2 separate regions of the Homo sapiens genome follow, and region 2 is linked to region 1. The links are chromatin loops, found by intact Hi-C in ENCODE. Cell type or tissue: spleen. All regions are shown on one strand. Each heading gives the region's core, and the rest is flanking DNA. Links, peaks and the distances in the headings are about the cores only. Region 1 overlaps SEMA3D (semaphorin 3D). Region 2 overlaps SEMA3D (semaphorin 3D).

Region 1 (5,399 bases), core at 85-5,084:
CATTACTGTAACATATTCATTAATAAGTCAGCAGCATTGTCAATACAATAAATGTAGGAAATATGCATTCAATTATTATTTGCCTAGATATGCTATTTTTAGTACTGTATGAAGAAGATTAGAGATTAGGAAGCCTTTGAATTGGTTTAACAATTTCCTTAATAAACAACTTCTGAGACCCTATTGCCTACTGGGTGCTATTCTACCCTTGTGGCCTGCATAGATAGATAGGGGAGGGTCACCGACCTCAGGGATGATGAACGCCTTGCTCAGCCTGAAGCATAAAGCGGGAGTAGGAGACAAGGCTACAAAGCTGTAAATATTATCTTGAAACCATGATGGCTTACTTTTTAATCAAGGAGTCAGAATTTTGTTTTTCTAAAGGTAACTTACAAAAACAATAGCATGTTTTTTAATAGCATGAATGGAAGACTAAAGAAGGACGAGGACAGAGAGACAAGAGGCCACTGCATGAAAATAGGGAAATGAGAAAGGGACAGCAACAAAAGTAGTGGAAGTATATGAGAATATACTGCAAAGAATATTTGAGAGAGAATATACTGTTTTGTAAATAGAAGAATCCAAGGACATGAGACAGAGCTCAAGAGATTTGTATGCTGGGAAAACTTTGCAATTAAAGAAGCCAGTAGAATAAAATAAATTGAAGGTAGGAGAAAAGACAAATGGTAGAGGAAGTCTCAATTGACTGACTTCAAGCAAATAATTATGATGCAGAAAAACTGACTTTTATGGTTCTAGGAGATTCAAGGCAGACTGCTTAGCAGTTAAAAGCCAGGGTGATAATATGACCTACTTTGCCCAGGACATTTTCAGTTTGCTCCTGTTCTTTTACTCTTAAAAGTGTCCCTGTTTAGACTAAAATTGATTCTGTGGAACTTATTTATTTGTGCTTAATTCCTGAATGGTGACTTTGGTCAAACTTTAATGTCCATTCAAATTCTTTGTCTGTAAATATGGAATCTATTAACAATAGAATCTATTCACAGGGCGTTATAAGGATAAAATTAAATCATATCGGGAAGTCTATTAGAAGACAATTTTAAGAGCTGAATTAGCATCAATATCATCATGATCATTATTAGGTATCATGTGGTACCATGAAGGTAGCAGTGGGAGGTAGAAGTGAGGCTAAAACCTGAATGCTGTGTGATTCTCTACTATCTCTTTAGCATTTTGTATTATTGACTGCCTTTTCATTCTCTCCCTCTACACTTCATAATTCTGTGAGCTCATCCATCCGAATAGTTTCAACTGTTTCCTGTGTTCCAGTGTTTCCTAAAATTGTATTTCCAACCTTTTCCTGTAACTAAGTGGCCTCAAAAATAATTTATTTGGATGACTTCCATTTTTATTCTAGATTAAAAGAAAAAAGATTATTGTTTTATATAAAAATCAAGATATGTAAGCCTTAGTTTTGATTGTGCTGTTAAATTGCTTTAAGGTTGTTACAAGTGGTTTAATGACCCTTTGTTTTAATTGGATTTAAAGTCTAAAATCTTGTGAATGTTATAGATCTTGTTTCTTCTTTCAAACCTGTCCTTCAATATCCATTTTCTGATTTTTATCTATTTTAACTTTCCTAACTTCATCCACCCAGTTACCTTGGAGTTATCTTTGATTCCTTCCTCTTCTTCCTCTCCTTTATCTAATCTATTTCTAAGAGCTTTTACTTCCTTGAAAATATCTGTTGACCTTGTTCTTTCTATGGTTACCATTTTCCTATAGGTCTTCATTACCTCATCTCTGGTTTATTGCCACCATTTTATTGTTTACTAACTGATCTCCCCATCTCTCATCTCTTCCCATTCAAAATTATTTTATATAATATCCATGCTAGTCCTATCTTTGGCACTTTTAAAGTGCTATTTTATTGACTGTTATAAACCTGAGAGAATTACTATTTACATTTTACATTTGATGATATATTTGATGTCAGATAATAGTTCATAGTTAAACAGCTAGCGGAGGTGAGATTGAAGCTCGAATATGTGTATCTCGCCCCTGATATTGTATCATTTCCATTGTATAATACAGTTCATCGGCTCAAAATCTGCTCTTTTGATGGCATGTCCCCTGCTCTTTGCAGCCTCACTACAAACTGGGACATATGGACATGCCATGTAGGGCAACAGCAAATCAAGGATGTGGGTCTGGTAGCAGGAAGCAGGGACAGATAGAGAAGATGGAGTTCCGCAAGCAATGAGGGAGACCTAGGCAGTCTGGCTGGAGCCAGGGAAAGCAGGGAAAGTGCAAGCAGCCATTCAGATATTTGCTGAGGGAAAGGCAGGCCAGAGCTAGAAGAGCACAATGCTTCAGGAGATTCAGTCATTCAGGAGTTCCCCAGTCCACAGAAACTAGGGCAGAGTAAGGGGAGAAATTGTAGAAATGATGATATTCTTATAATGAAGAGGGATCTGATGGACTAAGACAAAATATTGGCTTGCTCAGAGAACATTTCTGTCCTTTATGAGAAATGGGCGATTTTCCAGATACAGTCAGCCTATGGTCCAAAGTCAATGGAGTCATCTGTCTGGAGTCAGGAGTGGGAGGGGAGAGAATACAGATGAACTGCGACAAGTGAGTATTTAACTGTTAAGATGCAGATTCTAAAGAGTTATCATTTTTCATATGATGCTACATGAATCTTTTATAAATCCATTTTTATCACCGAAGCACTTAGGGGGTTTAAAATTCTTGATACAGGTGTGCATGGCATATTATGTTCTGTGCCCCACTTGGCATTAACCAGAGTGAGATCAGCTAACCACTTAACAGTGCAAGGATCCTTCTCAGAATTTTTCTAGGACTGTTTAATCCAGTTTAGACTTAAAAAGTAGGAATCCTGATTCCTTCCTTAAGATACTAATCCATCTAGCAAATACCTTACGAGGAGGATACAAAATGGCAAAGATGAAATTTTTTCATCTTTGAGGCAGTTTTCATTTGAAGTTGTAAAAAGTGTTTTTTTTACAGTATTTTTATGGGCATTTCTAAATGAAGTCTTTGATGGTTCCACACTTTGATTTATCAACTTAATCTTAAAACATATAGGAAATAGGAATATAGATGCAAACTAGGGTGTTTACTCAAATGCAGTTGAGCTTTTGTTACAATTTTAGGATAAAACTAAGAAGTGTGACCACTTGGAAGATGAAAGCGAACAATAACGCCTCAGATGCATGCAGATGTTTTTGTTTTCTTTCTTGGAATAGATGAGAACTTTTGTTTTAAATTTTCTTTTCTAACATATGGAGACAGTTTTCATTTGAAGTTTCTCTTGGGATGATCTGTTGTCTGTAAACTCTCCTTCCACATGAAAGGAGAACATCAAAAAATGATAATAGGAAAATGAGACTATAAGAAGTAATAAAAGGAAGTTAGGAACTTACTATCTATTAAATAATGCTAGTGTGCTCATCTGGGTGAAAAGAGTTTCATAGGGAGAAAGGGAAGTAGTGTGTGCTGCAGGCCACATGAGTTTATGCCATGTTCTTTTGGCAGTGCCTCTTGGTGTCATGCTAGAAGTTCATCTGAAAATGCATGATTTCAAGCTGCATTCCTACTGGGGCATGTACTCAAGTGCCAAATGGAGAAAATGTGCTATAATAAAGCCCAGGTGCCTAATGGTATAATTTTAAGTTGTTTAATTGATCAAGTATGCACTGATTAAATGATACCTATTTTTACCCAAATTTGGCAGTAAATCAGGGAAGAGTTTCTGTCATAAAATACTAACATCAGAGTTCTAAGACCGGACCTCAACAGAATCTGCAAGAAATAAACTCTGTGCTTGCAACTTGTATTTATTTTTAACTCTCAAGTATGCTTACTATTTAAATCACAGAATAAAGCACTACTTGACACTAACTCTTTTTCTCATAATTAAATTTCTTTATACAACAAACATTTAGCTTTAACACCTCCAGTATTCCCTTGCAAAACATTTTTTACAGTACTTGCAAGAGAGCCAATATTTAAGAGAGAGTTCAATAAAATCAATAATGACTGAATAAACAGAATAAGACTGTCTATGGCATATATCAGTTGAAAGGTAAAATAAATATCACTTGGAAAAATATCCATGCTCTTTCCTCCTCCCACCTCATTGATGTCATACTGAAATTTCTGAAATGTAGACTAGTATCATAGCCTACCTATTGGCCATTTCAAATAGCCATACCTGTCAACACTTGGATGATGTTTTTCATATCTGAAGTGGGTTTTCCTATGCATTTCTGCATTATGACAATGAATTGCCATATTTATTTATACCCCTTTTACACTTCTTTTATCATTATGTTCTATTTTATTATTCTGCTCTTTTTTCTTTTAATTAAACTCTGTAAACAAGTGAACAACAATCAGCTCATGGAACCCCTTCTCCCATTTGAGTGATTGAGGAAAGCTTTATAAGCAACTCTCTCCTTCATATTGGTATTCCTTTTAACTGTTCTGCTTTTCGGTTTCGAATCACTGAGTTCTCATTTTCTCTCTAGAGAGAAGATTCTCTACACTTTGTACCACTATGTTATTTTTTAAATTATAAATTCAATTCAATCATTTTGTAGGTTTGACAGGACACTGAAATTTCAAGGGACATCATGCTGCATGTGTAAGTTCTACATTAATTATATGCAAGTGCTACAATAAATTCTACTCATGTTAATACCGATGTAATCCCACATATTTGTGAAGATAAGGAAATCCAATCATTTCCTATAATTTCTGCATAGTTTCAGTTTTATACATTTTTCCCATTCAAATTACTTAAGAATTTATTATTAATTCCCCACGCCCCCATATATACATACATAGAACTATATTATTGACCTTGAGTTAATGAGTCTAAATGTATCTTTTTCCCATCCCGTATATAGATAGGGTTTTATTTATTTTTGTATTTGTATATGTTTAAAATACACATGGCAGTTCAGCTAGAGAATTCCATCCAGTTTGGCAGCACTGGATTTAAGCATCTGTAAATTCAAAAAGTTCTAAAGATTATTATTCATCCCTGGTCTGTGTTTGTGGGAGCCCACTGTTGGTTGTTTTTCTCTGTTCATTGTTGTAATATCAAGTCAGTGGAAAAATCATGGCTATGCATTCTCTTTAGCCATGTCTTGACCATTTGTCAATATTTCCTTAATCCAGATCATACTTGGTTTGATATAGAGTGTCAGTTCTTATTCATTCTTTTATTATTTAATTCAAATAGTTTTCTTTTTTTTTGCACTAAATTCCTTGAATATAATAGTAATGAAATACATTATTTCTCTGTTTTCTTGAATTTCAGAAACCCGAATCTCACATTTATAGAACAATTTGATCCCACAAAGAGTTGCTTTTTTTTTTTTTTTTTTTTGTAGTGGAGTCTCGCT
Region 2 (5,399 bases), core at 179-5,178, 78 kb before region 1:
TGATTAAATAAGCAATTGAGTAATTTAGAAATTGGTAAGAGACACTGAGCGAATTGTCCTTTTCAGCAATGTTGATATATGTCAATAATTGCTTAGAAATTTTAATACATCAAAACTAAAATGCATTGCCAACTTCTGTATAGTTCACAGAAACTTGGTTTTTTTTTTTCTCTTACCTTCTATTTTGCTGGCTATTAAATTTAAATAGTACCTTGATGCATTAAAGATTTGGTTAATGCATTTTTTAACTCTTTTTCCTATTCTCTTTTTTTGAGTGCAAAGTGCATTGCACACATCATAAATTAATACTGAGAAATCTAAATTTACTCCAAGAAGGTCTTTCAGTGAAGGCTTTATAAACTGGGCCCTTGTTTATTCTGTGTGTGGCCACTTTGGTTATTAGTAGGGGTTACACTGACCGCCTTTTCCCAGATTTATGAGACTTGGCAAAAACCTTGAGAAAACAGAGCCCAGTTTCTCTCAATAGAAAACATTATTAGATACTAAATAAACATTAATTTAGGTAAACTGGTACTATTCAGCCCAAAAGGAACATGTTCTTATTTAGATTTGCTCTGATGGGTGAAAGAATATGTGCCAGAAATGATTTATAGAGATCACAAAGAAGGGAACTTAAGTAATTTAAATTTCAGTAATAGTTAAGACTATCCTTAGAAAGACTTTGTGGTCATTCATGTAGGGCAGTGATCCTGTGCTAGGGAGGACATGCATCATGTCCTTCTTCCAGTGGAGAAAGATCAAGACACCAATCTTTTTTTTAAATATTAGCACAGAATCCCCAATAGTACAATGATTAATTTTCTCTGGATTCCAATAAAAACTGAGAAATAGGGCATACTGTGCAGTTAGTTGACATATGGTTTTGAAATAAATTATTAAGTTTTTGACAATGTTAAAATTCCTGAAGAGGTTAAAGCATTTTAAAAGGAATAACTTGAACTTGTCCCTCTTCAACAAGTTAATGTCATGAAAAATAAGAGAGGGGGTTAATATGTGTGCTATATTAAAAATGATAGTGCTGCAACTAGTTATAATGTGCTTAGAATTAGACGTCAAATTGGACAAATCACCTATAAAAACAGTTTTGAAACATCTCTGAAATTTTTAATGTGAACTGAATATTAAATAAAATGAAAACATAGTGATGAGTAAAGTGGAAACAATTAACTCATTAGTAGTTTATAAACTAGATTATTGATATAATCTCATTGTTGTAAAATACATTTATGTATATGCATAGAAAATAGGGAAAAATAAAGAAGATTTTAACAGTGATCATCTCTAACTGAGGTGTTGATAGGAAGATGGTGTTTTGATTTTCTTTTTGTATACCTACCATTTTTTTAATGGTAGAATGTGAAAAACTACTTTTATAATAATCACAGTCTATTATTAATGGAATAATTAAGCAGCAGCAAAATATACATTAATTCATTCATTATTAGGCCAATCCCCAGGGAAACCAGAAGAAACTTGTATTAAATAGATTTATCTCTTAATAATGACTCCTTAACAGAAGCACTTAATAATGTGTTCGTGTCTTGCAGGTTGTAGGCTATAGATTATAGGGAGTAAATAATATGATTATTATATATAGAGATATATAGATATAGATATAGATAAAACTCTGCTATAAAATGTTGGACAGAAATTTGTGCTGATGTTTGAAGTGACTATGATCAACAGTGTCTCAATTTTTCTTTTTAATGTAAGTGATCCTGTACATATCAGAACAGTAAGTCACCTTAAATCCCATCATCACTAGTCCCTTCATTTAAAGATGAGAAAACTGTAATTCACAAAAATAGAATAATTTACCAACATCTACTGGCTGGATGTAAACCAGACCTTAACTTATATGATTTCTAATGCCGTGCATTTTCACTCTGTCACAATCAAAGTTTTGCATATTTGAGGAAAAGAGAAAATGCAGAAGTCTTATTTAATAAATGAATTATTATTTTATATTGAGTAAAATAAAACATTTTTATTGATGTTAAAAAACATTAAATAAATGCTCTTATAAACTTAATTTTTTAATATTAGTAAATATGCTAATATATAAACATTTTGAAAATTATATGATAATAGTAGTCTGCAGTAATATATTGTTAATATATTAATGTAATTAATAGTAGCATGTGTAATAATTAATGACAGCATGCAACAAGTTTATCTAATTTAACTTGTTTTGATCACTTTTTCTGTGGTTATAATAGTTTACAATGTTGCCCTCTACTCAGGGAGGTAAAAGGTGTTTATTAGGTGTGTTTGTTGTGTGCTGAGAATAGTTGTTTATTCTGCAACAGCACTGTAAATAACAGTATTTATCATTTGTCTAATTCTTTGATAGAGAAATAGAATGTACATCTTAATATAGTCACAAAAAGAAGAAAATACAATAGTATTTCATAAGTTTTAAAATGGTTATTTTTTCTCACTTCAATATCTCTGAAATCAATGGCATCCTACAACCAATGCCATGTCATAGTTAAAATTGACAAGATTGTTTTCTTAGTGAGACATAAAATAATGAAGTATATTAAAATGACATCTTAGGTTAGATTAAATGTTATAATAAATAATATTTATTCACTTCTTTAGAAACATTTTCATTATAAGTTCAAAAGCATTGTTCTTAAAGAATAGCATTCATCTGTAGTCCCTTTGTGAAAAAGACAGAAATATTATTACATGGATTTCAGGATGCTATAAATCTTAACTTAAAAGCATTTGCTGATATAAAATGATGTTTTCATTGTGAAGATAAAATAGTATATATAAATGTATATATCTATTTGAATAACGATATTTTTGCTACATTGCATAACTCTTTAGTACTGTTTAAATCTAATAATCAGTGCTCAGATCTTACTTTATTGACATATTAGTAACATTTAACCCAGTGGCTCTGCTGATCACTTTATCTTCCTCTGATTTCTGATTCCTGTGAAGATTTCACAGGAATCCAGAGTCTTACATATTTCTCATTGTCCTTCTCCACAAGTAGATTTTACCAGTCTCAGTTGCTGGTTCAGCCTCATCTCTCTGACCTTTGAATAATGGAGTGTGCCAGGGATCAGTCCTTGCACCTATTTTTTCCTCTATCTGAATTTCTTCCCTTGGCAATCTCACCTCTCATAAATGCCACCCTTATACTTATGACTGCCAAAATTATACATTTATCTTTGACTACTGCCTTCACCTTTTGACTTTAATTCAGCTGCCTTCTCAATGTTGCCAGGTGAACGTCCAATAGAAAGCCAGAGCATATCCAAAACCAAATCTTGATCTTCCAGCAACCTCCAAAATGGGAGTTGAACAATGAGAACATATGGACAGGGGGGAATATCACACATCGGGGCCTGTCAGCAGGTAGGGGGCAGGGGAGGGATAGCATTAGGAGAAATACCTAATGTAGATGACGGGTTGATGGTACAGCAAACCACCATGGCACGTGTATACCTATGTAACCCACCTGCACATTCTGCACAAGTATCCTAGAACTTAAATTATATATATTTAATTTAATATATATATTAAATTAAATATATATAATTTAATTTATATATTATAAATTATATATTATAAAAGGGAGGCACAAAATGGAAAGAAAGGGGTGAAAGGTATTCATGTTAATACACATGTAATATAATTATGATATTTGAGTTATGTAAATGTTTTATATAATCAAAAAGCAAAACAAAAAAATAAGAAAAAAAGCTTAAAGTACACAAAAATTAGCCAGGCATGGTGGTGCACACCTGTAATCCCAGCTGCTCTAGAGGCTGAGACGTGAGAATCCCTTGAACCGGGGAGGCAGAGGTTGCAGTGAGCAGAGATCGTGCCACTGTACTCCAGCCAGGGTGATAGAGTGAGACTGTCTCAAAAAATAACAATAAAATTATGAATTAAAAAAGAATATCAGTTATTGCTCTTATAAAATTTACAGAACATTTTATTCCTAAAATTAATTAATTGTTTAATGAGTCAGAACAGCAGATAACTATTATGTTTCCTCTGTATAATTGTTTGACTTCTTATCTGTCTACTAAACATTTATTATGCTTTTACTTTGAGCCCATTCAGCTTCTATGGGCTATCTGAAGTAGATTTAAGAGAGTATACATTTTCTGTGCCTAAGCATCTTTCCAAATTTTTTGGAGAGGTAAGAGGCATGTAAAATTCAGGCCATATGCAAGAAAATTTGACTGTAAGTCGATGTAGTTGAGAAAAATCTGCTGTAGTTACCCTGGTAGAAAGTGTGTGAGTGTGTTGACCTCGAACTTACCCAGAAATGTTTTTTGGATAAGGTTGGATCAGGACAGCAGAACATCACACAGAGGAAGAAGGAAATGAATATAATTTAGATGGGATGTGTTCATTGACTATTTTGCCTGGAACAGGGAGTGCACATTGAGGAATAAGGAAAGTAATTTGTGTAGTTAAAGAAGGGATTTGGATACCAACCTAGGGAGTTTATATTTCAAATTAGAGATGGCATTATGAAAGCAAACATTTGAAGAAAACAAGCACAGAAAACAAATTATCCATTTCCAGGATTGAAGTCTATGGGTCAAGTCCAGAATACCAATTGTAGCAACCCAGGCATTCAATCAGAGGAACTCGGTGCTACATTAGTGGCATGAAAATGGAGTAGAAAAATTAATCGTAGGTAAAAAATAGCGTGTACATTATTAAAGGTATCATTAATACTGATGACAACTTTGATAAAGAGCAGATATTCCCTTGCCATATCCCTGTAGTGTCTGTGTTATGTGTGTGAGTATATATGAGATTTATATATATACACACACACACCCCTATGTATGTACCATATATATGTCTTATATATCATATCCTGTATATACCCTATGTATATACTATATATGTCATATCTATGTCATATATATACATCACATATATACACATCATATATGCCTTTTATGTATATCATATATACCATATGTAATACATGTTACTTCTCTATTTGATAAAAATAAATTATAATATCTGAAATCAGAGTTTCTCATATCTGACTCTGCTGTAAATAAGATTTAATAACATTGATCCCTGAAAAAGTAAAACTGAATTAAGTCAAAAAGGTTAATCTCTTTTTAAAGAAAAAAGTCTATGTATGTTGTTAATCATTTAAAAAATATTCATAGACACTTTGCTTGGCTAAAACTACATAAGTCACATTCCTGTTATATTGATGACATATCAACATACTAAATTTACATTAAAAAACCCTGACCCTGAGTGGCTAATTGAATTCCTGAAAATAAGATGTCCAGGACTACAGTCATGTCTTTAGACCCTTAACTCAGAGCACTTTCCGCTAAAGCATGGTGGATCCCTGTTCATGTTCCCTTTGC

Evidence for each region. A loop is a pair of places that touch in the nucleus more often than their neighbours do. Peaks named below come from ENCODE experiments on the same cell type or tissue, not always from the same donor. Only the 100,000 strongest peaks of a DNase experiment are listed, where the experiment ranks them.
Region 2: a loop joins it to region 1, with 14 times the contacts of the local background. A loop is called at or near these places in 2 of 110 quality-filtered maps.

What each region holds. Positions count from the first base shown.
Region 1 is chr7:85,058,732-85,064,130 of GRCh38, reverse strand. All of the region lies in intron 8 of SEMA3D (semaphorin 3D), which reads left to right. Among named protein-coding and RNA genes, the nearest start is that of SEMA3D, 130 kb to the left of the region's middle. In spleen, for the core only: no CTCF peak of the experiment used is centred there; no DNase peak of the experiment used is centred there; H3K27ac peaks cover 2,498 bases.
Region 2 is chr7:85,136,818-85,142,216 of GRCh38, reverse strand. The region is part of intron 2 of SEMA3D (semaphorin 3D); the gene reads left to right. Among named protein-coding and RNA genes, the nearest start is that of SEMA3D, 48 kb to the left of the region's middle. In spleen, for the core only: no CTCF peak of the experiment used is centred there; no DNase peak of the experiment used is centred there; H3K27ac peaks cover 299 bases.